2 separate regions of the Mus musculus genome follow, and region 1 is linked to region 2. Evidence: chromatin loops called from intact Hi-C (ENCODE). Cell type or tissue: heart. All regions are shown on one strand. Links, peaks and the distances in the headings refer to the core of each region. The heading gives the core; the rest is flanking DNA. Region 1 has its middle 320 kb from the start of Gm23892. Region 2 has its middle 88 kb from the start of C330004P14Rik.

Evidence for each region. Hi-C counts contacts between places; a loop is a spot of excess contacts. Peaks named below come from ENCODE experiments on the same cell type or tissue, not always from the same donor. Only the 100,000 strongest peaks of a DNase experiment are listed, where the experiment ranks them.
Region 1: it touches region 2 in a loop (4-fold over the local background); 2 of 42 quality-filtered maps call a loop at or near these places.

What each region holds. Positions count from the first base shown.
Region 1 is chr10:15,292,823-15,309,755 of GRCm38, forward strand. No RefSeq gene overlaps it. Among named protein-coding and RNA genes, the nearest start is that of Gm23892, 320 kb to the left of the region's middle. In heart, for the core only: a CTCF peak has its summit at 7,437 (motif pointing right); DNase peaks (open chromatin) are centred at 7,429 and 8,019.
Region 2 is chr10:15,871,376-15,888,308 of GRCm38, forward strand. No RefSeq gene overlaps it. Among named protein-coding and RNA genes, the nearest start is that of C330004P14Rik, 88 kb to the left of the region's middle. In heart, for the core only: a CTCF peak has its summit at 7,801; no DNase peak of the experiment used is centred there.

The DNA of each region.
Region 1 (16,933 bases), core at 2,871-10,870, 580 kb before region 2:
CTAAGAAGGATTCTGAGCTTCTGGGCTAATATCCACTTATCAGTGAGTGCATATCATGTGTGTTCTTTTGTGATTGGCTTACCTCACTCAAGATGATATCCTCTAGATACATCCATTTGCCTAAGAATTTCATAAATTCATTGTTTCCAATAGCTGCATAGTACTCCATTGTGTAAATGTACCACATTTTCTGTATCCATTCCTCTGTTGAAGGACATCTGGGTACTTTCCAGCTTCTGACTATTATAAATCAGGCTGCTATGAACATAGTGGAGCATGTGTCCTTAATACCAGTTGGAACATCTTCTGGTAGTACTATGTCCAATTTTCTGAGGAACCACCAGACTGATTTCCAGAGTGGTTGAACAAGCTTGCAATCTCATCATCAATGGAGGAGTGTTCCTTTTTCTCCACATCCTCAACAGCATCTGCTGTCACCTGAGTTTTTGATTTTAGCCATTCTGACTGGTGTGAGATGGAATCTCAGGGTTGTTTTGATTTGCATTTCTCTGATGATTAAGGATCCAGTATGCCCAGAGCTCGTGTCTCAAGCTGTATATGTAGCAGAAGATGTCCTAGTCAGCCATCATTGGGAAGAGAGTGCCCTTGGTCTTGCAAACTTTATATTTCCCAGTACATGGGAACACCAGGGCCAAGAAGTGGGAGTGGATGGGTAAGGGAGCTGGATGGGTAGGGGAGCATGGTAGGGGGAGTATAGGGGACTTTCGGGATAGCATTTGAAATGTAAATGAAGAAAATATCTAATAGAAAATTGAAAAAAATCTTTCTTTTTCTCAGGAACTTCCAAACCTTTGCCCAGAAACTATCAACTCTCAACACAATACTTTCCCTGATCTTGACTTATCAGGGTACTAGTACCTATTTTTCATTTTTTTCCTGAATACTCAACTTTATTAAGCACACAATCTAATGTTTATACAAATTTAACTAGTTTGTTTTTTGTAGTAAAGTATATGCCAGTGGCTTTTTATTCCATTTCTAGAACTTTCTCTCGTTTTCTTCTCACCTCATTGACTTCCTAGCCTTTGCAGAATAGTCAAGGTAAAAGGTTACTCTCCACACAGAGTTGTCAAACACTTTCTAACATATCAGATGTGGCATTCTTATAATTGTTTCAAGTTATAATAAAACTATCCACTGAAACTTGCAATAAATGCTCAAAATACTTCTAGGTTTCTTTTTCTACTCTGCTTGATACTAACTATCTCCCTGCCCTTATAAAAGTTATATTACACTACTATAAAATATAAGCCATATGAATGAAAAATAATTCAAGTTAAATGCTCATTAGACTAAGTCTTCGTGTTTCACACATAGAAAAATACACACACATACACATATGTATGCACAAAGCTAGAAATGTAAATAAAGACATTATATTGCTACTTTTCCTGGGGGAGACAGGAACATTATCTATTCACCTCAGACATGACATCAGCAGTATCCAAAATAGTTTATTTACTAAGGTTTAGATGATGGGAGCACAGATCACTAAAGAGGAAGTTTCATCACTGCATTTGTATCTCTGGATGTCCCTAAATAACCTGTAGGATTTTTTTTTCTTGCTGGAGTTTTTCTTTTTAGGCAAATCATAAAACATTAGGAGGGGCTGTGATTATCCTGTACAATTTAGGAACTTCCTGAGGCTCATACATTGTTTATTCCTGAATCTAGCATATTTTATTAAAGTCCTACATCATAAGGAATAAAAGTGAATGTTTTCATTTGGCAGAAATTACTACAAAGCATACTTTGTACCAGTGCCATTATATTTTGTTAAAAAAGAGGATGATTAGAAAAAAAAGTAAAATCCAAGACGTATATATCAGGAACTATTCTTTCTTTGCAGTAATTTACCTGTCCACGACAACTGTATAAAATATTATCATTATTCTTATCTCAACAATAACATGAGTCTAATGGGAAGGAATTAAAATGAAAGTTCAAGTTTTACCTTGAAGGAAAGCAAACACAAATAAAATTTAAAATAATGCAAACAACATTAAATTAAAGTTTGACTAAAATTGGAAATATTAATGGCAGTTGTATTTAGTGTGTTTATAAATTTCATACTTGGTTCTATGTTCTTGGTTATTCTTCATTTCTATGGTTAGAATTTAATAATTTAACTTTGTTTAGTAAGTTGTTTTTTTAATTGCAAAACTATGTGAACTTTTCTGCTGTAATTTGTCTGTTGCAGATAGCCCTGGTGCTAATTATATTAGATGTTAATTCTGTTCTTCTGTGAGGGGTTGTGAACTCATATGATTTCCTGTAAACCTGCTTCCCACCTCAATTTGTAAAATAAAGGAGAACTCATGGTTGGGTGAAAGATAGATGAAAGGGAAGGTGGAGCAGAAGGTAGAGGGAGAGAAGAAGGAGAAAATGGAAGAGGGAGAGGATGTAGAGGAGGAGGAGGAAGAAGAAAAGCAGAGCAGAAGCACCTGTCCTGGAGAAACCGCAAGTTCTAAGGGGTGTCATAGATGTGGAAGATGGTAGTGTAGTGGTAGATCTGCCCAGTCTAGGCGCACAGCATGTAATCATATTAACTGTGCTGTGTTTTCATTGCTGGGGCGTATTTGGGTTGGAGAGTTTTACACAACATTTGTCAAAGTTTTGCTCATCAAATCTAAGTCTCTTTTTACCCAAAGATATTAACTAGAGGGTGATTGACAAATGACAATCCAGAAATTTAGTAGAATTTAAAATAAAGAGAAATAAAAACCTAGATAAACTTTAATATGTTAATAATGGCTTCCTCAGTGTCTAAGCTCACACCTGGGATAGAGAGATTGGCTGTTCTACCAGCTGGCCTGAGGTCTATTCCCAGAACTCACTTGACAGATCACAACCATCTATAACTCTAGTTCCAGGGATCTGATGCATGCTTCTGGCCACCCTTATTCACCTGATGTGTGTGATGCACAGAGATACGTGCCACCACATTACCATACACACAAAATAAATAATATAATTAAAACACATACACAGGTAAAGCCTAAATTACTTAGTAATGAAAAGCCAAGTCAAGGGATGCTGTGTTTGCCCTCATCTGCATGACATTATTTGTTTGATTTCCAGGATTTAGAGACCATACTTTTTCCACCTAAAACTATTTGTGTTTGTTTCTCTTGTTCTGTTTCCTTTTTTATACACTCTCTACTGCTCCCAATTTCCAGAAAAAGACGTTTCTGATCAATCTATCAAACTCTTCAAGGTTTCTACTTCCGCTAGCTTCCTGTCACATTCTAGTGAATATGTGAAACAGGACACATTGTGACTTTCATGAAACTTACATACTGTTGTCTCTGGGTTTCCTTCTGCCACAAAAATATTGATAGACGCTATCATGATTGTGTTGGGTTAGAATCAAATATATTACTTGCATAAATTTAAGCATTTGATATAAGACTTTATTTTATCTTTGAATTTCAAAGAAATTAAAAGTTTCATGTAGTTTAAAAATTATTGTGTGCTTTGGGCATTCTGCCTTCTGAGTCGGACAGGTCGTCTGACTTGGAAACCCTATTAGGGCTCCCCATAGGCTTTAAACTCCTTTCCCACTGAGCCTCTCACTCATTATGCCTTAGCTCCTGCTAGACTTTACAAACCTATGTTACATCCAGCGAAAGAGGCTTTGGAACAAAGATATCCTCTGTGTTTCTCTCTTCCCATAGACATCCCTGAGCTTGCTCTCTTATCTCATTGCCTTTCTGATGACTGTATGTTGTAGTATGGAATTTATCTGGATGGATCCAAAGTTTCTACCCCACCTTTGACCATCTAGTTCCTGGATAAAAACACACACACAACTTATAGTTTTACAATAAGCCTTAATTATTACTAGAGCTGGGCAGATATCTTCCCTCTATGTATTTAGAATCCACTTTCATATCAATAAACCCCAGTTATTACTATGTTTCATCTGGGCTGCAGTTAACTACAATTGGCTAGCCCTCAGGGCCATGCTTGCTCAATTCCTAATCCATGGCATCTTCCCTCCCTCCTCCTCTTCCTCTTCCTCCTCCTCCTTCCCCTCCTCCTCCTTCCCCTCGCCCTCTTCCTTCTTTTCTCCCTTCTTCTCTTTTATCTTCTACCTTTCCCTCTAGTTCTCCTCTGACTCCCAAGCCCAGAAACCTTAAACCTCACCATGTCTTTACTGTCCAGCTATTCGGTGTCAGTATCCTTATTTACTAATGAAAATTAACTTGGGGGCAAAGTCACACAGCGTCTACTTGCAGACCCTCTTGTCTCTGGGGCAACCAGTCTTGAGGTACCAATATTAGCTTTAGAATGCAAGCAGCACCAGGCCAACCCATTACAACTTTACATAACAGTTATCCTATGTGACCAGTGTCTCTACCAATGTCCCAAATCCCTAGTCTTTCAGAATTATTCTTCTATTGTAAATTTTGTGAGTTCAATAATTTAGAGTTCGCATATGAGCAGGGCAGAAGGAATTTGCTTAGGAGTTTTGTGATCCAGTAGAACAATACAAGTAACGATAATGAATGATAGTATGTAACAATTAAAAAGGATTTTGAATATATTTACCATAAAGAAATGGTACTACTGGATTGAGGAAGTGGAAGAGAAGGAGGAAGTGTTAGAAGGAAGGGGAAGGGAGGTGGAGGAGGGAGCTCCAGAAAGGCAAAGTGTTTGTGAAAATACCATAGATACAGATACTAGTTTGTATACTAATATTTTAAAAAAGAGAAATATCAGTGTTTAAGGTGTGGAATATATTTATGACTCTGATTTTCCTGTCTAATTATTACATGAATCAAAATGTCATATTCTTGCTCATAAATATCTCCTTATATTAAACATAGATTTTCTACTTTCTTCTAAATACTGGTTTGAAATAGCTTCATAGCTTATATTAGTTTCTTGAAAAATATTATGACTACAATAAGCTATCAGTGTTGGAAAGCCAGGGATGATGTATTCAGTAGTATTCACCTCCTCTTGTGGGCTCACTACACTCTTACGTAGACCCCTTCTTCAATTCACAGAAAATCAGGGATGCTCTAAGGTCATAGGAAATTACTCTGATTTCTTTAATTTCCTTACTAGAAACAAAACTTTCCTTCTTCCTGTTCAAACCACAGAGAAGTAATGGGAGAGTAAAATAGATTAATTCCCTATATGTCAAACAACCACAGGACCATACTTCACTGTTCTCATAAAGACTGTTTTGGAAGAACCAGCTACAACATTCCAGGACTTCATTTATGACACTTTATTCTAGAAGAGTAAAACAGTAAATGGCCAAAATTATTCTAGAGGTAACATGTTACCATTACAGTTAGACCCCAGCGAGTTGTGCTAGGACTTTACAGCATTTCTGATACGTTCAGCAAAACTTAATCTCTTCTGTTTTGCCATAAAATTGTGTGCCTCAATTATAACACTTTTTTTGATTTTTAAATTTTATTTTAATTAGGTATTTTCTTCATTTACATTTCCAATGCTATCCCAAAAGTCCCCCATACCCTCCCCCCCCCCCCCACTCCCACTTCTTGGCCCTGGCATTCCCCTGTACTGAGGCATATAAAGTTTGCAAGACCGATAAGAGCAAATACACTATGTGAGTTTGAACAAAATTTACTTTGGAGATGAGAAACCTGGGAAGCAAAAGGATTGAATTAGATGTAATAATCCAAACCAGTCTGGGTGTGGGAATGGCATCTGTAAGGAGACATGAGTTCTGCTGCACAAACTTGGAAGGTTTTGAGTTCGACTTCATGCACCAGACAACAGTGGAAGAGATGAATCTGTCTAAGTTGGATGCACCGTGGAAGTAGGTTGACCTAACTAGTGAAATCACCTGGGTCAAAAATAGAGAGGGTCTGCACGAAGATATAGAAGACGTGAAGATGGGTTGTGTTTTCCAGACTGAAGTACACACTCATTCTTTCTTACTTCAGGTGACATGTTGGTGAGAGCTGACAAAGGTCACATTGAGTCGAGGTACGTTGGCTTTCTCCTTTGCAGTCATGAAAGCCAGGTGCTTAGTGGAGAGGCTCTAACTTTACTCGCTAAGTAATGATGAATAAGTAATCACATTGTTTAGAATATAACAAGTTATTTTATTTGTAAAGGTTTTACTTTTATTCATATATGTATGTATATGTATATGATTATGTATGTAGGTGCCTGTGGAGACCAGAAGAAGCCTCCTGGAGCTGAAATTACAGAGTCAGTAAATAGCAGCCTTCTATAGCTTCTAGGAACAGAACTCCAGACCTCTAGAAGAGCAGCAGGTGCTCTTAACTGTGAGACCATCTCTCTAGTCCCATAGTGTGAGTTTTTGTGAAACATTTATATCAAACATTTAATCATACTTACTTTATAGGTATAAGCAGGGTCTAAATAGGTTCTCGTTAAACAGTAGGGATTTAAGGAGTTCTTATGAATAATTGAATAATAATGAAACATTTCCCCCCATTTTTAGATGTAATATTATACTAATCCATAGATTTGACATTAAAAAGGTCATAATACATTAAACCACTGCAAGTGAACATATCACACTGAAAACTTTATTGAAATGATTGTTTGTGATTCTTATTGTTCACATCCTGATCCCTGTATTAACTGCCCTCTGCACCCAGACATTTCCTTTGTTTTATGCATGGGAAGGAAGGCCAGGCTGAGCAGCACATATCTGCCTTAATGGACAGAGGAGGAGCCTGCCTACCCTGGTGCCTGGGCACATGAGTGCCTTTTTATCCCCTTTCCTCCTCGGGTCTTAATTAGCATCGGTGATTCAGGCTGGCTACATTTTTCATCCAAGTTTTTCTTTCAAGTTACGAATCAATAACTCGTTAATGAAGCCAGAAGAGAGAGAGAGAGAGAGAGAGAGAGAGAGAGAGAGAGAGAGAGAGAGAACACGAAGCATTCTTAAACGTCTACTACCACTCCCAGAAGCAAACCAACAAGCCTGGAGCTTCAGAGAAATCATTCAGCTAGCAAAACTGTGTGGTTGCTGGGAGGGAGGGTAATTGATTTAGTGAGGAGGATTGTAAGACCTTTAAGTATTCAGTTCAACACATAGTATATCAAATGTTGCTTTCAGTAGTATTAATATTTGCATTATGATTTTCAATTTCATCTTCATGAAATGTCATATAATACAGTCTTAATAAAATGCTTCTAAAGCTACCGTACATCGGAGGAGGCATTAATTCAACTTTCTCTAGATGAAGTTGTTTAGAAAAACATTACGCCTTAGACCTTCCGAAGAAGCTGAGTGGTGGTGGGGGGTGGGGAGGAGGCTGATCGTTAGCATTCATGCAGATACCAGAGAAGGTCATTTGCACTTCTGTGCCAGACCTTTCAAAAATAAAGTAAAAAAAAAAAAAAAAGGTCAGGTCTCAGCTCACAGTTCAGAGAACTGACCACTAGGTGGCAGAAGCGCTCCTTCTGCTAACTCAGCCTCTCCTGGTGTGGGCTGTAATTAGGTCAGTGTAAGTTAAAGTAGGGCTGAGAGATGAATAAAGTAGATTTTCTCCTCTAGAACACACTGCAGTTTAATTTCACTTCTTTCTACAGTGTGCGATGAAGGTGGACTTAACTTTTAAAGGCAAAGAGACAAACCACTGCCAGGATAAATGAGAAGACGCAGAGGGGGCAACTGGCACCACACAGGAGAGGAAATGCTTTCTGGCTGGTTCCTAATTTTCATATCCGGGTTATCGTCAGAAATCATTTTCAGAGGTAAGGTAATGAATGCTTTATGTAAGGAAGAGGTGACTTCTGAAGCCCAAAGGGGTGGGCTTGCTGGTGTTCAAAAATCCATTCCCTTTATTGATGATCCGTGCAATAAAGCTATTTTCTTTGATGATGTTTCATTTATTTATTTATTTATTTATTTATTTATTTATTTATTTATTTATCTAATTTTGTCAGCAGCCAGAAACATGTTAATCTGAGGAAAAGCTCCACACCCCCACACAGACTTCCCTTTCCTGGCGAGTGTGCCAAGGAGGAAGAGCTGCTGAAGGTGAAAGTTGAAACCTCCTGCTCTTGTCTTGGTGGCTCTGGGGAGGACAGAAAGACCTCAGCACATGAATCTAGCTCTAGCATTAAAACTGCAGCAGGCCACCATGGAGTGGTGTCCCCCAAAAGCATCTGGCTGCTGTGTTCACTTACATGAGGAACAGCAGAAAATGTGAACAATCACAGGGAAAATGTATCCTTTACCCAGCCCCAGCCGTTGACCATAGCATTGAATGTGTGCAAGGTCGGCTTCTGTTCTTTGTTTTTGCCTTTAAGAAAATAGGGGAAAATAGGGTTTAAGTTAGACATACGCTAGGTAGAAATGTTTCCTGATTCTAGATTCTCTATAGTTTGAGAGTATCTAGCTGAATGCAGTGTTGTTCCTTTAGATTACAGATTGTGTCACAGGTAGTTCCAAACTCAAAGACAGAGGAAGGGCAGTTGGTGACATAATTAAAAAAAAAAAAAAAAAAGAAAAGAAAAAAGTAAAGAAAAGGCACACACTGTATAATGGTCAATGAGAAGATGAGGTGAGCACAAAGCTGTGTCTCTGACAAACTGAGATTCCCCAGATAATTTCTGGGTTTTCAGATATGATTCTAAGATAATTCCCCAGCATTGCCCAGTTGTTAGTGTCGGTGCTACCCCCAAATTTCTTCTGCCTATTTGTCAGTACCTCATGCCTGTACACGCTGCTATCTGTACTGCATGTGAGATGATGCCTGAATCTGTGTGCTGTTCTGTGTTCATAGATTTGTCTCCAGAATCACAGACAGTCACATTAAATCTATATTCAATATGTTATATGACTGAATTCTCTGTTCTGTAAATGATGTCCTCTGCATGGCTCAATATTATAAAAAGGAAAAAAATGAAAGGGGACTGATGGAGAGTCGAGTAAGAAGCAAGTGATGAACAGATCTAAGAGAAGCATCTTGAAGTGTGGTTTTAAGGTGGAATCAGAAAACTGTAGTTTCCTTTTCCAATTGATTATTCCAACAGCTCCATTTGCTGATAGATATGAGGTAGATAGGAGACAAACAGATGTTCTGCTATTGAAGAGAGTAGGGGCAGAAAACAGTCAACAAATTATAATTTACAAAGACACTGGGCTGATGCTTGATCACATATCTCAGTGATCAGGTACAATCTTATCCTGAAATATCATTGCCAGCTAATCAGAGTTGTGGACAGAGTGGCAGATAACCAAAGAGTAAAAATAGTTACATAGACAAGGTGAACTAAGGAGAAGACATTTCATTAAAAACTATTATTTCTTTGTGAAAATGTATCATCTCTACATTTTCATTTTTTTTTTTTTGTTTTACAATGTAATGTCAAGTTGGATTTTAGAAAAGAAAACATGTTGATCAGTGAGAAGTGAATACTGTCTTCAGTGCTTTTAAAGCTCTGAGCACATTTTAAACAAGTCTGTGATGCAGAGCTAGAAACAGCATAGGCTGTCATTTTGGATGTAGGATACACAAGACTTATTGACTTTTTAAGTGGGTTCAGGGATGTTTTGATGGTCTCCCGGTCTCCTAGCATCTTCTCTCTCTTTTTTTCTATTATCTTATAATATGGAGACTTTGTTCTTATTTCCCTCATGTTCCATTTTTATGCACAGGTCACATGAATTCTATTGTTGCTTATAACTGTAGCTTGCTCCTTAAGGATCCCGAATTGCATTATATTGAGTGATTCTTGCTGCACACTATTTATTCCGTTTTTGAACTCATTTCAATTTGCTAAGAGTAATAGCAGGGATGTTGTGAGCATACTTTATAAGTGTTCTTTCTAAATTTTGTATATATTCACGTACAAAAATATCCTGAAGGGCATACTGAATAACATGTACGCTTTATGTTTTGATACATGAAAGCATGAATTGAGTACATAGGCTAACATTTTTAATAGTGTTGCATAAATATCCCAATTGCTCTCTGGCCTTGTCATCCTTTAATAATTCTACCTTTTCCACTTTTAACCATTCTGTTTTCTCTCCTTTTTATAGAAATATGAACAGACCATTTAGATTCTCAGATAATACAAATGGTAAACCCAGTTAGTTACTGCAAAATAGCTTACCTGTTTCCTTTTAAAGAACTGGTCAGTTTTGTTTTGTCTTAATTTTTATGATGACCCTCTGGCTACAAGAGTATAATAAATTTTATGTTAAAAATTATAAAAATGAAATTGTCAAAGGACAGGCATGGTCTTGTATTCTAGTTTGATTTCCTATTGGTTTGAAAAGGTATTCTAACTAAAATCAACTTGAGGAAGGGATTAATTTATTTCATTCATACTTTCAGGCCAAAAGCTATCGTCAAGTGAACACCGAGCAAGAATTCAGAACAATAACTTATGTGGAGGTGATCTAAAAATGCGGCTCACTGGTTTGATCATTGACTTATGGTCAGCTAGTTTGCATCTATAGACCTGTCCTCCCTGCTAGGAAATAGTGCCACTCACAATGGAATGGACCCTCCCACATTAGTCATCACTCAATGCAGTCTCTCATGAGCATGGCCACAGACACATCAGGTCTGGTAACCTCTCACTGAGAGTCTTTTAGATGCCTCTAGGGTGTGCCAATTTAGCAGCTGAAGTGAACTAGGACTCTTCACAATATTTTGCTATATGAACATCAAATTAATGGCCATCATTGGGAAGAGATGCCCCTTGGTCTTGCAAACTTTATATGCCCCAGTACAGGGGAATGCCAGGGCCAAGAATTGGGAGTAGGTGGGTGGAGGAGCAGGGGGGGCGGGTGGGGAGGGTATAGGGAACTTTTGGGATAGCATTTGAAATGTATATAAAGAAAATATCTAATAAAAAAAGGCAAAAAAAATTAGAGTTCACTATGCCTCTACCACTTGTACTAAATTGGATACTACAAAACAAATGAATCTCAGAGCAAGAAACTCATTTGTTTTCTTTGTATTTCCATACTACATATTCTTTAGAAAGAGTTAAGAGGTACATAAACTGGAAATGTCTGTGCAAAGAAGTGTATATTTGATATTTATGTTGATTGTATACATAGAGTCATCACCTAATATGTGTACTAAATAATACACAAAGACAAAATCATTGCCATTTAATCCTACCTTTTTCTGTAGAACTGAGAGTTACATTGTAGAGTTAGCCATGTTGTTGTTGTTTCAACATAGTTGTCAGGTGTCTTCCATATGATCACTCATGTCTCTGGAGAAAAGAGTATTAAGTAGACAAAGACATCACTTATTCTCATTGTAAGTGTCTTGGGATATGCCCGTGCATTGGCAGGAAAAATTACCAGCAAAAAAGCACGTGCACTCAACAGTAGGGTGAATTTATTTATCTTTCTATGTCTCTGTACCAACTTATTCAGACTCTTAGAAGATAGTAAAGAAAGAGAAAGCTAAATAGTTAAAATTAAATTCCTTAGGGAAGTGTTTTGTAAAGTCAGCATGAGAACTTGTACTATGTTTCATGAAGATGATCATCTTAACCTCAAGAGATGCAGAATATTTAATCTAACTTCCTGAAACATCACAATTGAAATTTTGATGCTATAATTTAAAGTATTCTCTTTACTTAGTATTGTGATCAGTATTTCACATGATAATTTTTTCCTAAATATTCTGATATATAATTTTGATGTTTATTAAATCATTTATTATACCTTGCAGTAACTTGATCCTGAATTACATTAGTTATAAATGACCTAAATTACATGTTATCTCTTTTAACAACTCACATAGTTGATTGATAACATTTGGGTTTTTATACTATTAAAATAAATATATAACAGACATGTGAGGGCTCTAAAAATAAACTATTTGAAATTAAACACACATACATATATGTGGAGAAAAATGATATGTTTTATAAAATGTACATGAACATCTAAATTGTTCTATTGTATGTTATGCAGAATTGATCAAACATGTGTTTGAGTAATTATTTCTCAAATATTTTGTGTTCCATAATATCCTGTTTAGTAAGAAGTTATTATTTACTATGTACAGTGTTGGCTATATAAGGCATGCACTCTACTGGACCATAACAACAACTACAAAGTATCTGGAATGCACCTGAAACAGTTGGCATCTTAGAGTTCAAATATCTAGTCCTTTGTCTACAAGAGAAAATTCAAATACATTGTCTAACTCTTTAAAATATTTAAATATCGAACAAACAGTTTTTATTCAGTTGTGTCATAATCCTTAAAGATTTGACATTTCATTGAAGATTCACAGATAGAGAATGCATAACTAGAAAGGTGTACTTCAAAGCTATGGAAAAGGACATTATTCTTTTATGGCCAAGAATTCAATAAAGTTTCGAGTACAAGGTGGTATTTTATTAGCCCTTGTAGGTTTAATGAAGGAATCAACGGCAAGAGCTCAGGATAGGATATAGTAATTCAGTCTTTTCCTTATTGCTATACCTCAACCTACCACTTAAAAATCATTTTAATATTAAAATTTTCTAAAATTAGATTTATAAAAACCTAATTGAAAATTAAGCAGCATATTGATTTCAAATATTCAAAATAAATAAAGAGTGTAAGTGTTTTTACTTTTCTGCCCTTATTTCATTACAGTTTCTATCAGGAAAAAAAAGTAATTATTGCTGAGTGTACATATTAATGGAAGTTATATAGAAAAAACTAAAATGTTTTAAGTGACAAGAAAGGCTTGACAACTTCTTATCCTTTAAATAGTGTGTGTGTGTCTGTGTGTGTGTGTCCGCGCGCGGGGGGGGGGGGTTGCAGACACGCATGCACATGTATGTGAGAGAAGGAAGGTGAAAGTTTATCTAATTTGTTTCTGCGCATAAAAACAGCTTGTTCTTGAGGTAGCATGCTAATGGCTTTAGAAATAGCAACCGTTACAAGAAAATTTTTTTTGTTTTCTGCTTTTGTTATTCATTGTCTTTCATCTAATTACTTAGCATTTTCATAAATAAGACATCACAGCTTAAAATTACTGGTTGAAGGAACATGCTATTGACAACTGGGATTTCCAGAATCTGATTCTCCAATTTTAATGAAATATGATCACTACAACAAACATGTTCTCACATGCAGCCTTCGGCATTCTCTGGAGATTAAAAAGAAACTTTGACAGATAAACATCAAACTGAAATCTGATATCCAGGCAGTCTGAATCATGTTTGCCTTGTATTCCCATATGGTTATGATAATTGCTGTGGAATAAGGCCATTATTGTTTTACAACAAATGTTTTACTTACAGATGCATATTCAGTGCACCTATACATAGGTTTTATTTTAAACTCTTTACAAGTGACATTTTGCTGTTAGTATATTTTGAGCACTGCTTCTGTCATCAGACCTACCATAAATCTCTTTCTCCTGCTTATCTTCCGTCTGCTGGCTCTTCTGCATCAGAAGTAAGTTTGTTGACCATCTCAGTCATTGCGCAAGGGAATGAGTCATGTGTCCATATGCTCTATGCCCTTATTGTTCTTAAAGTGACTAAAATTGTAAGTTTAAGAGTTCAACCCTTTTAATTCATTTACTTGGATTGTGAAACATTGCATTTTTTTTAATGAAAAGAAATTTCATGAGGAGCAAAGAATATACAGTATATGTATGTGATGACAACACTAGTTGATATATGCTAATGTGAATGAGGGAACTATTACAGGGTCCCATCCATAGGTAAACTACAGGTTTACATGAATGCTGAGAAAAATTAGTCTTCTTCATTGATAAGATTCTCTTAGGTTATTGAATTCCATGTAGTCAGTCTGTATATGCAGATTCTTCTGTAAAAATGATAATTAAGAAGACGTCATTAAGAAAGGGAGGAGACAAAAGATGGGAGGTATAAGGGTGGGAAATATTACATATAATGGGAGTGTTTTAAATCCCTCAAAATAATTAAAATTATTTTAAAAGATATTTTATAATTTGGATGAAAATGAATACAAGGAGTATAAACAAATAAGGAAGACAAAATGTAATCATAAAATTCACAATGAAAACAGAAGTCAGAAAAACAAAATACAAATTTGCTGAACAAAAACCAGCAAGCCAGCTGGCACATTTTGATCTATGTTCATAATTACTTTAGATGTAAACACATCAATTGGAAAATGGAACACAAAGCAAGACTGAAGTGTGTCCTGTCACAGGAGAGTAAAGAAGCATGAAAGCAGAACACAATGTGGTATTTTGGATTCAATCCAGAAGCAGAAAAGAAATAGTATTTGTTAAAAATTCTTTCTATCTGAAAAAAATTACAAAATAGCTCAGAGGTTTTTTTTTCTTTTCCATTATTAATCCTAAGAGGTTTCCATTATATATTCCATTCAAATACATAACTTTGCTTCAAAAATTAACAAATTTAGAACAAGACTTCAGTAATAGTCTTAAAACTATTTCTCCAAATAGTTATCAAACTGAAAACTTCAATAACTAATAATCAATATACAGCCCTTGACATTGATCAGCAACATGGAATATGGAGAATGATAAACATCAATCCAGATACAGATTCTTCAGTCTTCAATGAAGACCTGTATGTGAAATATGTTGGTACAACAGGGGCATGAAGCTTATGATGGAAACCAACCAATCTCTGATTCGCTTTAAGGCCCAATCCATGGGGTAGAACTAGTACTTGACTCTGCTTGGGTGATCAAGAACTGGAGACCAGATAGGCCAAGTATTTAGAGGAAAGTCAAGTGCTACTATTCTTCTAAAAGAATGACAATGACACTCTGCTATACTCAAAAACCAGACTCTTGCCCAGCCATTGTCAGAGATTCTTCCTCCTGCAGTAGATGGGAAGAAATACAGAGCTGACAGTTGGACAATGGACGGAGAGTAAGCGAGCCTTGCAACAGTCAATCCTAAGTGGGGTGTCTTCATCAAATTTCACCCATCAGGGATCAGGAAAACCTGAGATATAGGAGACAGAAAATTGTAAGAGCCAGTGAAAATAGAGCACATTGAGGAATCAAGGCTGTCTAAAGACAGCAGGATTGGCACCCATAAGAAATCAGAGGCAAGAGCAGCATTTACAGAGCACGTGTGGCTCTCAGCTAGATAGAGTGCCAATGCAAAGGAGACACCAGATCCCATCCAAACCCCAGAAGCCATGTTCAGTTGATAACCATGTGTAAAGGAAAAACCAGTTTTCACCAACAGAGTCTCACTGGACTTACAAAACACTCCTAAGCACAGGCCTATGTCCAACTCAGATGGCTAACACAATGAATTCAATAGCATCACCAGAATTTCTTTGTCTCATAAGGTTTTGACAGGACTTTCTTTCTTTCTTTCTTTCTTTCTTTCTTTCTTTCTTTCTTTCTTTCTTTCTTTCTTTCTTTCTTTCTTTCCTTTCTTTCTTTTCTTTCTTTCTTTCTTTCTTTCTTTCTTTCTTTCTTTCTTTCTTTCTTTCTTTCTTTCTTTCTTTCTTTCTTCCTTCCTTCCTTCCTTCCTTCCTTCCTTCCCCCCCCTCCCCCCCCTCTCTCTCTCTTTTTATATAGTCCCTTTGCGTTTACACTATAGCTTCTAGTTTTATCTATTTGTGGGATGCCTGTGAGAACAAACACGGTCTATGCCTGGAAAAAAACATAAAATACTATTAAAATAATTCTATGTTGAAAAAAAAAGAGGAAATAAATGTTTGGATGGACGTTGTAGCTCTATGATGTAGTAAGCTCACTAAAAGATGTAGTATTTTAGAAAATATTATTTATCTTTGTGTGTGTGAATGTTTTGCCTCCATGTATGTGTGCCCCATGCATACCGGGTACCTGCAGATTCCAGAAATGAGTGGAAGATTCCCAAGAGCAGGAGCTACACGTGGCTGTAACCACCTCCTACGTGCAAGAATCTGTCCTACCTGGATGGTGGGAACTGAGTTTGTATAGATTCAATGTAGATTTTTGAGTGATTAATAGATGCAAAATTTCAAAGCTTATTTTATTGCATTCTCTATTTTCCTGACTGATGAATCTGTTATCAGGGTGTATTGCCGGTACATACTGCTTTCCCATACACATTTGGCATTTTCATCACCCCTTCATTCTGCAATATAAGCTGTATTTTGGCCTATGAAGAACATCCCACTTCTGTCACTGGGATTTGCAGATATATATTTCCCCCTAGCTAGAAATATATCCATGCTAAATACTTTGCATGTTTAACCATTCATTTTGCTAATCGAATTGCAAGTAAATATTTTTGCAGACTACCACAATAAGCTGATAATTTAGAATAAGTGCAGTAATACTTTATTTAGCTAAAAAATAAGAACCCGAGACTCTTTTAGAAGCACAGGGATCATTGTCAATCAGAGTGGCTAGAGACAGAGTTTTAATGAAAAGCCAGTGGGAAACTGTCCTTCTAATGTTTGTAGAGAGAACTGCAATAAGTGGTGTACTGCACTAGCTCTCAACACTTAGTAAGACTGCAAACAAGCTCTATTTTTTCTTTGAGCCAATAAAAAACTGTGTAAATAAACTAGTGACATGTTTGGAGTACCATATTTTGTGGTAGATTGATGAACTGATGGGCGGCTCTGTACTTGCTGATTCCTGAGAGAAGAAACAAAATTTTCTTCTCTGAAAATGACTTGAATGAAAACAGCTCACTGAAGGTGCAGTATAAGGATAGCTTCCAATGAATCCAGATTATTGTTAACTGTTTCAAGAATTTTCTTAACTTCAATGATATACTGTCTGGTGAAGGCTAGACAAGTTACAAATGGATAGTTATCTGCAGAATCACAACACAATATGCACAGAGGTATTATATTTTCTAAACTCAGTTAAAATTGTTAGCTACTTTGTTATATGAATTATGAAGATGTATGGTTCTATTAATGAGAGTTTTATGATCAATCAAAATAATGAGACAATGTCTTGTAGTCTGGTGAAGGCTTT
Region 2 (16,933 bases), core at 4,496-12,495:
TCTTTAAAGATTTGACATTGAAATATTGACTGAATATCTAAAGCCCAACATGTTTTCTAAATACTTAAATCACATATGTCTGTATGTTGTAGTTTTTCCTCTAGCTATTTCTTTCCAAATCTGTATTGTAAATTCAAGAAATCTATGTGGTTTAAAGTAGAGTGGTAATATGGGACTATAGATTCAATGCAATCCCCATCAAAATTCTAACTCAATTTTTCATAGAGTTAGAAAGAGCAATTTGCAAATTCATTTGGAAGAACTAAAAAACAAGGATAGCAAAAATATTGTCAACAATAAAAGAACTTCTGGTGGAATCACCATACCTGACCTCAAGCTCTACTAAAGAGCAATAGTAATAAAAATTGGATGGTATTGTTACAGATACAGGCAGGTAGATCAATGGAATAGAATTGAAGACCCAGAAATACACCTGCACACCTATATTCACTTGATCTTTGACAAAGTAGTTAAAGACATCCAGTGGGAAAAAATAAAGCATTTTTAACAAATGGTGCTAGTTCAACTGGTGGTCAGCATGTAAAAGAATGCACTTTCATTCATTCTTATCTTTTTGTACAAAACTCAAGTCCAAGTTGATCAAGGAACTCCACAGAAAACCAGATACAGCAAATATAATAGAAGAGAAAGTGGGGAAGAGCCTTGAACATATGGGCACAGGGGAAAAAATTCCTGAACAGAACACCATTGGTTGATGCTCCAAGATCAACAATTGACAAATGAGACCTCCTAAAATTGCAAAGCTTCTGTAGGACAAAGGAGACTGTCAATAGTACAAAATGGTAACCAACAGATTGGGAAAAGATCATTACCAATTCTACATCTGATTGAGGGCTAATATCCAATACATACCAAGAACTCAAGAAGGTAGACTCTAGAGATCCAAATAACCCTATTAGAAATGGAGTACAGAGCTAAGAAAAAAAATTCTTAACTGAGGAATCTTGAATGCCTGAGAAGTGTGAGGAATGGGGGTGGCCTGTTGCTCCAAGACGGCGTCCAGGACTGCTGCCAAGTCTTATGACTGGCACCCGACTTCCTCATATCCCTCAAGATAGCCACGTACCTTGAACTGCATTGCACAGATGTACCACAACGTAAGATAGGATGATGTGACGAATGTAGTCCTGAGCCAATGAACTGTGCCTACATGGTCTGGGGTGAGGGGGAGTGGACTGGAGGGGATAAAGGGGAATGGCCGAGAGAGGTTGGGGCATTCTTTTTCCTACACCTTTGTGAAACCTGAATAAACTGCCTTGAGAAGGACATCGGTTTTGTCACTTCTTTTCTGCTGGTCGGAGACGATAGCGACAAGTGGTGGAACCTGTACAGGGGCATGATGAATTCAGAACTCTCGGCAGTCAGGCAGTCAGGGTAGCTGGCTGGAAAGCTCCCAGGTAAGTGGGACGATTCAAGTTCTCGGTTAGAGACTATTAGGTTCCCGGATTAGGGACTATTGAGGTTCTCGGAGTCAGACAATTAAAGATACACACACATATAGTGTAGTGATCCAAAAATTAAAAGAAAAGCAATTGGTTGTAGCCCTGGAAAAGGTTCAGAAAGGAAAAGTGGTGAATTATTTAGGAACAAAAATTTTTGATAGTCAAGTATTTCCCCAGAAAATTCAGATTCGGACGGATAATTTGAGGACATTGAATGATTTTCAAAAGCTATTGGGGAATATACAGTGGGTACGTCCCTATTTGGGTCTAACCAGCAAATAAGTACAACCATTATATGATATTTTACCAGGATATATAGAATTAAATTTTACCCGGCAGCTTACTGATTCTGCCTGCGTAGCATTAAGTTTAGTCGAAAAGGGTATTCAAACAGCAGCATTAAAGAGAAGAGATCTGTTCAGTCCTATTATTTTGTGCATCCTACCCTCGGAGACCCAGCCTACTGGAGTCCTCTGGCAGGGCTCCCCTTTGCTATGGATACACCTCAAGATTTCACCTGCAAAAATCTTGTCTTATTACCCTGCCTCGGTAGCACAATTGGCCTTGATTGGCCTACAACAATGTATTCAATATTTTGGCAATCCCCCTCAGGAATTGATTGTTCCATATAATATGAAGCAAATAGAAGTATTATCAGCTACTGTTGATGATTGGGCAATTTTGAGATATAGCTTTATGGGAAAGATGGATAATCATTTCCCTAAGGATCCCATTTTGCAGCTGATTAATGCTCATCCAGTTGTTTTTCCATGAATTACTTCTTGAGTGCCATTGCCAGATGCCCCTTTAATTTTTACAGATGGGTCTAAGACAGTCTGAGGAGCATATTTGGTCCATGGCTCCACACCAGTAACTTTACAGTTTCCCCCTGCTTTTCCCAAGTTATTGAGTTGCACATTGTTATAAAAGTTTTTGAATTGTATTCTGAATCGTTTAATTTAATTTCAGATAGTCGGTATGTGGTTAATTCATTAGCAGTGCTGGAAGCTGTGGGGAAGGTGAGTTTTCGATCCACTATAGGGTATTTGTTAAATAAATTGCAATCCTTAATTCTAAGTTCTCCATTTTTTGTCCACCACATTCGAGCTCATACAGGCTTGCCTGGCCCTTTAGCAGAGGGCAATGATTTGGTTGGTAAAGCCACTAGAGCTGCTTCTGCCTTTTTGATTCAAACACCTGTAGAACTGGCTTGTGGATTTCATTCACAGTTTCTTGTGAATTCCAAAACACTTTCTTCTCGATTTCATATTACCAGAGCACAGGCAAGGGATACTGTTACAGCTTACAAAGCCTGTGCCCCCCTATTGCCTCAGGCAAGTGTGGGAGTAAACCCTTGTGGCCTGCTTCCCCTCCACATTTGGCAAATGGACATGACTCATTTTTCAGAATTTGGTAAACTGCAATTTGTTCATGTTTCTGTAGATACAGCCTCTGGGGTGTTGTTCACCTCCCTGCATACTGGTGAAAAGGCACACCATGTCATTGCCCATTGCTTTGAGGCATGGGATACATGGGGTTAGCCCAGAGAGCTTAAGACTGATAATGGACCTGCTTATACTTCAGCTTCTTTTGTTTCCTTTTGTAAAATAATGGGTGTCCGCTTGGTGCACGGTATACCCTACAATCCTCAGGGCCAGGGCATCATTGAAAGAGCCCATTGCACTCTGAAAGAGTGTCTAATAAAATAGAAAGGGAGAGTAGCCTCCTGTGCTACTCCTAAGGAGAGATTAGCCATTGCTCTCTTTACCTTGAATTTTTTGAATAAAAATAAAAATGATTTTACTGCTGCGGAATGGTTTGCCAATCCCGAGGCATCCTACAAAGGCACAGTCATGTGGAAGGATGTTCTGAGTGGACGATGGCATGGGCCTGATCCTGTGTTGGTCTGGGCGAGAGGGTCTATTTGTGTGTTTCCACAGGATCATCGCCAGCCGCTGTGGGTTCTGGAGTGATTGACGAGGGTAGTTCAAGATGGATGGAGGTGCCCTGATGAAGCTGCTCCTGGGGATGATGATGCTGCCTGCAGTGATGACTGAAGATCTAAGATGCGCCTCCATGGACCGGCTTCCAGTCCAGGAAAGCTGCGTGGGCCATGAAAAAATATTTTACCTTTTCCCCTTATATTAGTACCAGTTATAATCAAACGTTTTCAGGGTTTATTTGGATGTATCAAAATCCAGACCAGAGAGGGGCAAGCAATTCCTTTAATGTTTGGCTGTTGTGTGGGATAAATTGGGAGTATACAGATCTTTCTTCTTTGAGTATGTTGATGGGTGGGGCGTGGGGAAATACTAGCTTTTATTGGAATGGATCTGTATTATTTGAGTCTTCTGTTATTCAATTTGCTTATGGGAAGAATGCATTCTTTAAAGCCATGCCTCTATGCATTTGGCCTCCTTTTGTTTTTTTAGTTTATAATGGTAGTTATTTTGATGATGTTGTAGAATGTAAGGAGGATAGTTGTTTTTATAGTATGTGTTGGAATGCTTCTATGTTTTCTTTAGCTATTGTGACCAGAATGCCTAGATTTGTACCATGGCCCGTGCAGACCCCTTCAGTTATGACCTTGTTTAGACCCAAAAGAGATTTTGGGATAGTCCATATCAATTCCACTCCAGTGGAGGTATCCATGGCTGAAGGACTTGCAAATTGGATTGCCACCGCTATGTCACATCTAAAGGAATGGGCCGGTATTGGTGAATTGGCACTGTGCTGTGTGCTCATCAGTGTCCTGGCCTTTTGGTGCATCTGCCACATGCAACATCACCATTGCAGGGCTCAAGCTCTGTTGATACAAGCCTTTGCAGCTATGGAGATGGGACAATCTCCTCAAGTGTGGCTTGGCATGCTAGGGAAGTATTTAATGACGGGTAAGACTCCCTGGGCATGTTAATAACCTAAGACAGGAATCAGACCACTGCTGTCTTGTCTCCCGATGATGGGTAAGGAGCATTGTTGCAGGGGGCAACCTAAGACAGGCATTCTCTCTGCCAATTTAAAGAATAAGGAGGAGATGTAAGGAGGGGGGTGTGGCCGCGGTCCCAAGATGGCGCCCAGGACTGCTGCCAAGTCTTATGACTGGCACCTGACTTCATCATATCCCTCAAGATAGCCACATACCTCGAGCTGCATTGCACAGATGCACCACAATGTAAGATTGGATGATGTGATGAATGTAGTCCTGAGCCAATGAACTGTGCCTACGTGGACTGGAGTGAGGGGGAGTGGACTGGAGGGGATAAAGGGGGGTGGCCAAGAGAGGTCAGGGCATTCTTTTTCCTACACCTTTGTGAAGCCTGAATAAACTGCCTTGAGAAGGACTTTGATTTCGTCACTTCTTTTCTGCTGGTTGGAGATGGTAGAGACAGAGAAGCACCTCTAGAAATGTTCAACATCATTAGTCACCAAGGAAATGCAAGTCAAAACGACCCTGAGATTCTACCTCACATCAGTCAGAATGGCTAAGATTATAAACTCAGGTGACAGCAGATGCTGGTGAGTATGTGGAGAAAGAGAAACACTCCTCCATTGCTGGTGGGATTGTAAACTGGTACAACCACTCTGGAAATCATTCTGGCGGTTCCTCGGAAAACTGGATATAGTATTACTTGAGGACCCAACTATTTCACTCTTGGGCATATACCCAAAATATGCTGCAACATATAACAAGGACACTATGTTCGTAGCAGCCTTATTTATAATAGCCAGAAGCTGGAAAGAACCCAGATTTCCTTCAACAGAGGAATGGATACAAAAAAAATGTGGTACATTTGCACAATGGAGTACTACTCAGCTATTAAAACAATGACTTCATGAAATTCTTATGCAAATGGATGAAACTAGAAAATAGCATCCTGAGTGTGTTTACCCTATTACAAAAGAACACACTGATAAGTAGATATTAGCACAAAAGCTCAGAATATCCAATATCCAATTCTCAGTCCACACTAAGCTCAAGAAGAAGTAAGACCAAAGTGTGGATCAATCCTACTTAGAAGGGGGAACAAAATTATCAGGAGGTAGAGGATTGGGGTGGGGGGACTTGGGAGGAAGAGAAGAGGCATAGGGGAAAGAAGGGCAAAATCAGGTATGGTAGGAAATTGGGAGATATACATAGATTCAGAAAATTGAACAAACATGTGTAGCAATGGAGGAATGAGGAACTGGGGATAGCAACCAGAAAGACCCAGATACTAGGAGAGCAAGAAGCTCCCAGGACCTAATGGGGATGACATTAGCTGAAATATCCAAAAGGAGAGGAAGAACCATATAAAGACCATATCCAATAGTTAGGCAAGGCACCTGGTTGAGGGATGGGGCCACTCACTCACCTCCAAAATTTTATCTCACATCTGAAGGAATATGAGGACAAAGAGGGGAGAAGAGACTTAAGGAAAGGTTATCCAGAGACTGCTCCACCTGGGGATTCAACCCATCTGCAGCCACCAAACCCAAACTTTATTGCTTATGCCAAGAAGTGCTTGCTGTCAGGAACCTGATATAGTTGTCTCCTGAGATGCTTTATCAGAGCCTGACCAATACAGATGTGGATACTCTCAGCCAACCATAGAGCTGACCATGGGGACCCCAATGGAGAAGTAAGGGGAAGGATTGAAGGAGCTGAAGGGGTTTACAACCCCATAGGAGGAATAACAATATCAACCAACCAGACCAGAGCTCCCAGGGACTAAATCACCAACCAAAGTGTACATATGGAAGGATCCATGGCTCCAGCTGCGTATGTAGCAGAGGATGACCTTATCTGGAATCAATGGGAAGGGAGGCCCTTGTCCTGTGAAAGCTCGATATTCCAGTATAGGGAATGCTAAGGTCATGTGGCAGGAGTGTGTGTGTGTGTGTGGGGGGGGGGACACCCTTATAGAAGCAGGTTGAGGGGTGATAGGATAGTGGGTTTGCCAAGGGGAAACTGGGAAAGGGGATGACATTTGAAATGAAAATAAATAAAATATCCAATAAAAATAAATAAATACAAAAAACCTTAATCTCAAGAGACTTCTTCACAACTATATTTATATATTCTATTATAGCATTCCACTCTAATGAATATATTAATGGTAAGTAAATAAAAATAAAATGGTAGGCTTCAAGTTTATAAGAACCTATTACTTGTATAAATTACATTTTATTTGAAATAAACACACATTTAGCAGTAATAAGCAATCAGTCATTTTCTAATGATTGAATTGGAGTTAAATAAATGTCTTTCTTGTAATACATAATCATAAAGTCACTGGGCTTCTTTCTAATGCTTGAATTTTTATTTAAAAAAATTCATATTATATATTTTGATCAAATTCATTGCACTCCATAACTCCTTCCAGATCCTCCAAATCTCCTTACCAACACAGCTTCATGTTCTCTTTTCACATTTTTAAAAATGTCTTGGTGCTAAGTTGTTTTCAACTGATGACAAACTATTGCATATGACATTATGTATTTTGTGCCTGCTTATGTATGTGTTACATTTCTCACTTCAATTTTTAAAAAAGAGCACAATTTTAAAGTATAAGATAAAATAAACTTTTAAAGTACATAAAGGTATAACACAAAAATTATAAATAAGTGAAACAATAAATAAAGGCTTTTTGGAATAGTGTGTACAAACCAAGATTGCCTTGGACACAAAAAAGTAGTGTAAAATGAGTTATATTTCTCCACTTCTGTAGTTATTAAATTCTCAGAAATGTGCTTAAATTGATATCTTATATGCTAGCATCAGAATTAAAATTTATTAGAAATTTTACTCAGAAATTTAAATAAAATGAAATATCAAATTTACAACTGCAAGTAAATTCATAGATTAAAGTAAATCATTTATCTCATGTTAGTTTATTAATATAATAGGTGTGAAAATTTGATTATCTCTTAAAATAGAATATCAGTAGTTTCTTGTTTCTAAGTAAGTTTTCTATATAAGATTTCCCCAAGAACCTATTGATGAAGGCAGAAAGTATAGTATCAGCCTCCGACAAAATATAATGTTCCCAAAATAGAAGAAAAGTAGAGTTTATGCTCATAAATCTGAGGATTATGATTTAACTCAATGGAATAAATTATATAATAGAAGTAATATTTCCACGGAATAACCTCAAGAAATCAAACATTTATTGATATAAAAATACATAACATGTCATAACAATTTTAATATATCACTAAGCATTTTATTTTTCAACATAGAAATTTATAATCTTTAAAATGAAATAAACTTTTCTTCCAGCTTGAATAATCACTTTGAAAGGTTAACTAAGGGCACATAGTCCTGTCTGGCTCTGGGTGCTCTCTGCCACCCAGAGGACACTTGTGGGACACAGAAGTATCTTCATTCCCTGAGAGGAGCTGCAAGGGCCCAAAGAACAACCTACTAAGACCCTTCACAAATCTTTTTGCCATCGTGTCCACCTGGAACACAGCTAACAAAGGAGTTTTGCTAGCATCAGGTAAAACTAGATGGCTAAAGGATAACATAAGAACACATTCAACAACAGCCAGGACAACATGGCACCACCACAGCCCAGCTAAAGCAAGCCCTGGACATCATAACACAGACCAAGCAGGAGAAGATGACAGTAAATCTGATCTTATAAAGAAAATAGAGTCATGTAAAGAGCAAATAGAGGAATACCTCCAAGAAATAAAGGAAACTATAATTAAACCAGTGAAGAAAATTAAGAAAACTGTTGAAGGACTGAAAACGGAAGTGGCAAACAACTCTTTAAAAATGTACAGTATGCTTCTCAGCATTGGAATTCAAGTCAAAACAACTCTGAGATTTCACCTTCTAACCATCAGAATGCGTAAAATCAAAACACAAGGGACCGCACATGCTGATGAAGATGTTTAGCAGGGGAAACTCCTGCATTGGTGGTGGGAGTGCAAATGTGTACAACCACTTTCAAAATCAATTTGCTAGTTTCTTAGTAAATTAGGAATAGTTCTACCTCAAGACCCAGCTATAACACTCCTGGGCATATAGCCAAGATTCTCTACCATCTGACAGGGACACTTGCTTAAATATGTTCATAGCAGCTTTATTCATAATAGCCAGAAACTGGAAACAACTCAAATGTCTCTCAGCTGAAGAATAAAGAAAATGGGGTTTGTTTGCACAATGGAGTACTACTCAGCTTTTGAAAACAATGACAGCATAAAGTTTGCATGGATGGACTGAGATAATTTCATCCTGACTGAGGAAACCCAGAGACCAAATGCTATGCATGGTATGTACTCACATAGAGGTAGATATTGGCAATAAAGTACAAGGATACCCATGCTACAATCTACAGAGGCAAAGAAGATAAATAATATGAGAGCCCAAGGGAAATAGCTTGAATCTTACTCAGAAGGAGAAATAAAATACTCATTGGAGATGGAGGGAGGGAGGGATCTTTGTGGGAGAGAAGATAGGGGACGTGATCAGGTCTAGTGACAGCCTGGGAGGGAGGGCCAGGATTGGAAGGAAATACTCCCTCATACCCCCCCTCTCTCTCTCTCTCTCTCTCTCTCTCTCTCTCTCTCTCTCTCTCTCTCTCTCTCTCTCTCTCTCTCTCTCTCTCCCTCTCTCCCCCTGTCTGTGGTGTGTGTGTGTGTGTGTGTATGGCATCCCTAGGACTTGCCAGAAATCTGGAATGTGGGGAGCACCAAGAAGTCTTCAAGGCTGAGTCTAGGTGTGGGATATAGAGCCTAAAGTGGCTAATCTCCTATAGTCAGTCAGGGTTTCCAGTAGAAAGTTAAGGTTAAGGTCACCAACCCACCCACAAATCCTTCTACCCAAACTTTTTTGTGCCTAAAAGAAGTACAGAGTTAAAGATGGAGCTAAGCCTTATGAAAGGGCCAACAAATGACTGACCCAACTTGAGACCCGTTCCAAAAGAATGAACCAGTCCTTGACACTATTAATGATACTCTGTTTTGCTTGTAGACAGGAGCCTAGAATGACTGTCCTCTGAGAGGCTTCATCAATCAGCTGACTGAAACAGATGTAAAGACATGCCAAACATTAGACAGAGCTCAGAGAGTCTTCTAAAAAAGTTGGTGAACAAGGTGGGGATAGGGAATCCAAAAGAAAACTAATATTGTCAACTAAACTGTATCCTTGGGGGCTTCCAGAGACTGAACCATCAACCAAAGGCCATACATGGACTGGACCTTGGTCCTCGCACATACATAGCAGATATGCAGCTTGGTTTACAAGTAGGTCTCCTAGTAACTGGAGGACTGTTCTTTTCCTAACTCTGTTACCTGACACAAGATCCCCTAAGCGATCTACTTTGCCAGGACTTAGTGGGACAGGATGTGTTTAATCCTGCAGAGACCTGAAGTGCCATGCTGGCTTGGTACCCATGACAAAGCGCCCTCCTGTCAGAGGAGAAGAATGGGTGAGGGGCTTGCAAGGGGGGAAAGCTGGGAGGAAGAGGGGCTATGTTGGGTGTAAGGTGAATGACTAAATAAATAAATAAATAATTAAATAGATATAGTATATAAAAATAAAATGAGCACTCTGAATATTATAGTGCTTCTGTATACATTAACTCACAGCAGCTGTGGTTGTCTGCACACAATCAACACAGCAAACAAGCTAGCATGGATTGTGAATGAGTTCACAAGCCCCTACCTCTAACTGAGGTTTTTAGTTTTCTTTAAGGGTCTCAACTTTGATACATCATCCACAATTCTAGTAAATGGCTACATATTAGCATATGGAATGTTGAAGGAGAAATGGGATGGGTAAATATCAAATCACATTGTCAGCTCATATGAAGTTCTCAAAGATCTAATAAAATATTATATGAAACAAGATAAAGTAAATAATATTTGTTCAACATGACATTTGTGCATTCATGCTGTAGCATAAAACAGTACTTTGGTTGAATCACTAAAATGGAATAGTAAACTTTGTCACATGAAGTGACACAAAAAACTTTTAATATATTGCTTTCATAAAAATGTTCAAGGTCTGCATACACGGACACTGAAATGAAATGTGTGCACATAACATTTTAACAGAATTATTATCATAAATAATTCTCAGTGGTTCAAAAAGAAAATGAATTCAAATGGGCTATTTAGGAAATAATAGCCATAGAATAATTTTGTATCAAAACTAATGGAATAGAATTGGAAGTCTTTTTCAAGCCAGCTTTCAAAGCCATAATTAATCTCTATTATTCAAAGAGAAAGAAAGGAAGTAAATGAATTAAATATTCATATAAAGACACCAAAAATTCCTGTAATTTAATTATTCTAAAGAAGCAACTGGAAAGAATTAATGAGATAAAGTACTTTGAAATGACTAATACCCTGATAAGCCTCATACTATGAAGCCAGAACAAAAATACATAAAAGAAAATGTATTAGAGATGTATAGAAAGATTAAACAAGATCAATCATTGGTAAATATTATATTACAACGTCCACAGATTGGTTAAAGTGTTTTTAGTGGAAATGACAGGATGTGGAAACTTCTCTAAGAGCATTTATTGGCTCATACAACTAACTACTGAAGCTGAGATGAATTCAGTCCTTGGGCTCATAGGATCAATATGGGTTTAGTACCAGCTGCTCCTCGTTTTCTCAGTATACACATCAGCATCTGTATACATTCTTCTCACAATGGCTCTTTACTAACAAAATCAATTAAACTGCAGAAATTCAGCCCCCCCCCCAAAAAAAAATTGACTGGTTTAAATATTATAAAAGCCTTTGCCATTCTTCTCAGTGTGCTCCAAGAATCTCGTGGCTTCTCACTGAATATAATTGAGGGAAATGTACATTCTAGGTCAAATAAAGGGTGCAATGTTTCCAGTTGAACAATATATCTCAGTGGTAGAACAGGGTTGAAAACAGCCCTATGTAGCATTGAGCAAAAAGGAGAAGGCACTTCCTAAAAGGCCAATCAGGCAGAAATTGTTTGCCGGTGGTAACAAAATCCACCACTACAACAAACAACAACAAGAGTATACAATTGGGAAACAAAGAGTACATTACACCAAATATTTTATTTATTCAAAGTACTGAGTAAGTACTTACTTTATGACAGTGATTTATTAGCTATGAATGGTAAATAAACAACAATATTCATGAGGACTTACCCTCATAGACTCTACATTGCAGTACACAAAATGGTATTTTAACTAATAGTTTCTAATACTTTGAATATCTAAAAGTGAGCATATATTTCGGGTTGGCAGTTGCGTATACCTGAAAATACATTCACTCATCAGTGGTAAACATAAGTATACAGAGATAGAGAATTATTTATTGCAGAGAATGCATACTGTTTATCACTGAGAAAAAAATTATTTCTATGATAGTTTATGCCATTATAAATTAAGATTATAATATTGTAAACATATTGAAAATATGTTATTGCAATTGTATGATACTATGTATAAAGTAAATATGCAGCAGAAGTCTGGGGTTACAACTCAGAGTTTAAAACTTTTTATGTAAGTTTAAAAGTTTGAGTTTAAATCTTCAGAACCAGTGAAAAATCCAGGGAATCACATTCGTTCCTCTCATTCTGTTTACAGAGAGAGTAGAAGTTGAGGAATCAGCCGGACATAGGCAGCATGAGATGATAGGAGACCTTCATAAATCAAGTAGATCCTAAGGACCTATACCCAAGATTGTCTTGTGACCTACTGTTACCTCCTTCCAGCCTAGCAAGGCTGGCTGTCCATCTGCCACCGCTTGAGCGGAGCCACCTGCTGTGCTGCACTTTTGATGTGCCACTACCTGCCTGAGGCCCAACCTGCCAGAGGCCAAACCGGTTCTCTTCCAAGAATCTTCCAGAGTTAACACCGAACTGAGATCTTCTGAGTTCTCACTAAAAGGCTGAACCTATCTACTTCTAAGGAACTTGCTTGGCCAGGGACGGGCCTCCCCTTTTCTTTATAAAGCGTGTTTGCTGACATTAAAATTGAACCTTGAACAGAAAGCTTGTCTTGGTTCCTTCCTTATCTCACGCAGCCCAGCCCTTCTTCTCTTCCAGGTTTCCAAAATGCCTTTCCAGACTAGAACCCAGGCTGTGATCTGCTGGCCGGACACAACAACCTACACTTGAATACCAGAGCACACTCATATTCTCATATACACAGGAGCATTTACGTGTGTGTGTGTGTGTGTGTGTGTGTGTGTGTGTGTGTGTGCGTGTGTAGTAAATAGTAGTTAGGAATTCTTAAGTAACAGACAATTTTGTCTGTTGTAGAGTCAAGCACTAGATATATTAAAAGATCAGATCTCAGAAATATTTTATACTATTTACATGCATCTTTTTATTCATTTTTCTCTCATATATTATATCCTGAACACAACCTCCCTTTCCTGTCTTCCCAGTCCCTCTTCTCCCTTCCTCTCTCCCTAAATCCATTTCTTCCAAGCATCGCACATCAAGTTATAATAAGACTAGGTACCTATCATCATCATCATCATCATCATCATCATCATCATCTAGGCTGGACAACTAACCTAGCAGGAGCAAAAGGGTCCCAACAGCATGTAAAACACAGACATCCCTACTCCCATTGTTAAGAGTTCTATAAGGACATCAAACTACATAATCATAACATATATGCAAAGAACCTAGGTCAAACCCATACAAGCTGCTGTGGGCCATTTCTTGTGTTGTCCTTGACCCATCTGACTCCTACAATCTTTCCTCCCCTTCTTCCACAGAATTACCATAGCTCTGTCTAATGTTTGTCTGTGGGTCTCTTCATTTGGTTCCATAAGTTGCTGGATGAAATCTCTCTGATGACAATTATGCTAGCCTCTCCTCTTAAGTATTGAGATTTTTGAGGGGCTAGTTTTTTTTTTTTTTTTTTTTAATCCTAGGTCTCTGGGTTACTGAAATCTGGTTCTTGAACCCTATATAGCTGTCTCCCAAGAGGCTCTGCCAGTGTCTGACAAATAAAGAAGTGGATGCTAACAGCCATCCATTGTACTGAGAACAGGGTTCCCAGTGGAGGAGCTACAGAAAGGACCCAGGGAGTTGAAGGGGTTTGCAGCCACAGGAACAACAACAATATGAAACAACCAGTAACCCCAGAGTTCCCAGGGAATAAACCACCAGCCAAGAGTACACAAGGAAGGACACAAGTCTTCATCTACATATGTAGCAGAGGATGGATTGTGGGCCATCAATGAGAGAAGTGGCCCTTGGGCTTGTGAAGGCTACATGCCCCAGTGTAGCGGAATGCCAGGACAGGGAAGCAGGAGTGGATGGGTTAGCGAGCAGGGGGAGTGGGGATGGGATGGGGGGGGTTCAGAGGGGAAATGAGGAAAGGGGAGTACATTTGAAATATAAATAAAGAAAATATCTAATAAAATGAAAAAAAAAAGAAAAGAAAAAAACATTAAAAAAAAATCACAAAATGCTTATCCTTGATTGGGATTTCATGCTAGTTAGAAGCCACCTATGATCAAAAAGATTTCATATATATTGTTGGAATATAGATTGAACATATATAATTACAGAGTTATCCCTTCTGTCTTGGCTATTGTGATTCTGCTTTAGCATTTATTATAATTTTAGTGTTTTTTTGGGGGGGGGAATGCTGTATATTAAAGCAAAATTCTGATTTTTGACATGTTCTCAAATGGAATGTCCAAAATTTAGGAAACAATGAAAAAAAACAAAGATGTAAATTACCAACAACCATTACTCTGTTGTACTGTATAGATTTGCATGTATATGTGTATGTATATATATGTATGTATATGTATATGTATATATATATATATATATATGGATTAGCATACATATAGATTAACCTGTATATATTATGTTGATAAACACGAAACTATTCTAAATTAAACTCATTTATCAATGAAAAGATATTTGAATGAGGTATCATCATCTTGTCTTCATATTTACTGAAAACATGTAAAGAGAATGTTAAGTAAGTCATATAGAAAGAAATATAAGTGATTGATTTTTTTTGCACAAAAAATATCCTTAGAGACTATCAGGACATTCAAGGTTGCATTCATAGGAAAAGACAGATGTTTTCAGGTGATAGGCATTGATGGAGATGGATAATAAAGTGTGACTTTTGTATTTGCAAGAATAAAGTATTGTTTTAAACACTAATGAAATACTAGGACGATTATTTTGTGGTGACACTTATTCTATGTTTTGTTTCTTCAAAATTATGTATTTTATATTTTATTTTGTTGCTACTTAAATATACATCACGGTTGAACCCCCTATGGTTGTGTCATAAAACATAAGAATCCTATTTTCTTTTAAAGATTGTGCAATGCATTTAAAAAATAAGTATGTGCATACATTTTTAACATGTAGACAATTTGCATTCATTTGCACTTTGAAATCCTCTTATCTATTCACATTTTCTCTACTTTTGTTACTTTCAGCATAATTTACATAAAGCATGAAAGTTCCCCAGCTGTTCAGTGGAATATATTATTTTCTGCTTTCAAAGACAGTGCAAGTGACATTTTCTTTTCTCAATTTAATACTTGTTTTATTAAATCTCAAGTTAAAGAAACATAAATACCACACAGACCTATGTATGGCAATAATGAGGAAAGATAAGAAATCAGCCTCCATTGAGTTTGCAACATGCAGAATTTCTCCCACGTAATTATATGGTAAATGCATTCTTTTAATAGTGTCACACTGTCCCAAATATGTCATAAAAGTCATTGCATGTGATAGAAAATAGCTTTGCAAACAAAAGAAAATGATTACTGTACAGTAGCTATGCATTTCAACAGATACTTTTTTTTTTACAGCTAGATAGTTTTCTCACCAGCAGATAACATAAAATAGGAGGAAAATAAACTAAATATGGTTAATCAAATGAGACAAATGATACCCTGTTATATTTGCAGCAAGTAACTCTATAGACACCTATCATGTTGCTTTCGACTAGAAAAACACCAGCATGTTTTTAGACTTATTGTACTGGAGTAATATCAGCATCAGAAGGAAAAAAATAACTTATTGCTATGTACAAATACCTCTGTCTTTTCAAGTAGAAATACATCGCAGGAAGAAAAATTCTTTCAGGTCACTTCCTTCTGAATTGTTGTTGTAAGCCAATTTTTCATAATAATTTATGAAAAACTCTCTGATTAATGGAATTTATAATTCCTGCCAACTAAGTAGTATCCATATTTTGCCAGGCAGTTTGCTTGGAATTGCTCACTCCCTAAAGCCATAACTGTACAGGAAATCTACTGCTATGATTGACAGATGTTTCCATAGAAATTGTCCTATATGGAACAAGAAAAAGGACAGTTTTATACTTTCATATTTTGACCCAACATTCTAAAGGATCTAGAAAATATTTCTCCTATATTTGAGATGTTAGTATATTTAGCTTATCAATATTATTTAGAACTGATAATATGTGTCCAATAAAAGGTTCAATAATATATTACAATAGAGATTGCAATATGAAAATTTATGCTTTTTTGTGATCTAGTATTATATTTTAATTTTCTCTATTGGCAGAATTATTACAAAATAACTTGCATACCTTTTGATGTGCTCATTAAAGTACTTTAAAAAATTTGCAGTGTACATGTATAAAACTTATTGAAATTGGCCTAAGTATCTAAGTATCATATATAGTAATGTCCACTAAAATATTTCTGAGTCAATATTTTAGAAATGATAAGAATATAATAATAAAGGATTAAAATAATTAGACAGTGGGCAGTGGCGGCACATGCCTTTAATCCCAGCACTTGGGAGGCAGAGGCAGACAGAATTTCCGAGTTCGAGGCCAGACTGGTCTACAGAGTGAGTTCCAGGACAGCCAGAGCTACACGGAGAAACCCTGTCTCAAAAAACCAAAACCAAAACCAAAAAAAAAAAAAAAAAAAAAAAAATTAGCATAGTCAAAACAATGATCTACACTCATATCAAACATATCTTATACAAATCTAAACCTTAAAAATAAGCTGTTATGTGAGAAAATATCACATATATGTAATTATTCATTAGTGGGTAGAGAGACAGTGAACTAAATAAGTTTTTGCCCACAATTGTCTTAGTTCTCTATTTTTGGTATGAGTATGAGAAGGGCAAAGATGTATCATGATGTTATGACACACATTGAGCCAATGTGTCACAGTAACATTCATTTCACACTTAACTGAATGGGTTACAGATTTATCACTGAGAAATACAAATTTTAAATATCTTATTTTCAATAGAAGGAATTAATTGATATAGAGCAAATTTAGACTTTAAAAATCATCAACGGATACAATAAAATAGTAATTTAAAGTTTTGAAGAATGCAACCTCAAAACATAGCCATGAAATTATTTATGGCATTGTTTAAATCAATGGATTCTTCTGTTCAAAGATTAAGAAGGCTGAACCTGGTGGTGCCTACTCAGGAGGCAGAGGCAACTGAATCTTTGGGTTAGAGGCCAGCCAGGCCAACATAGCAA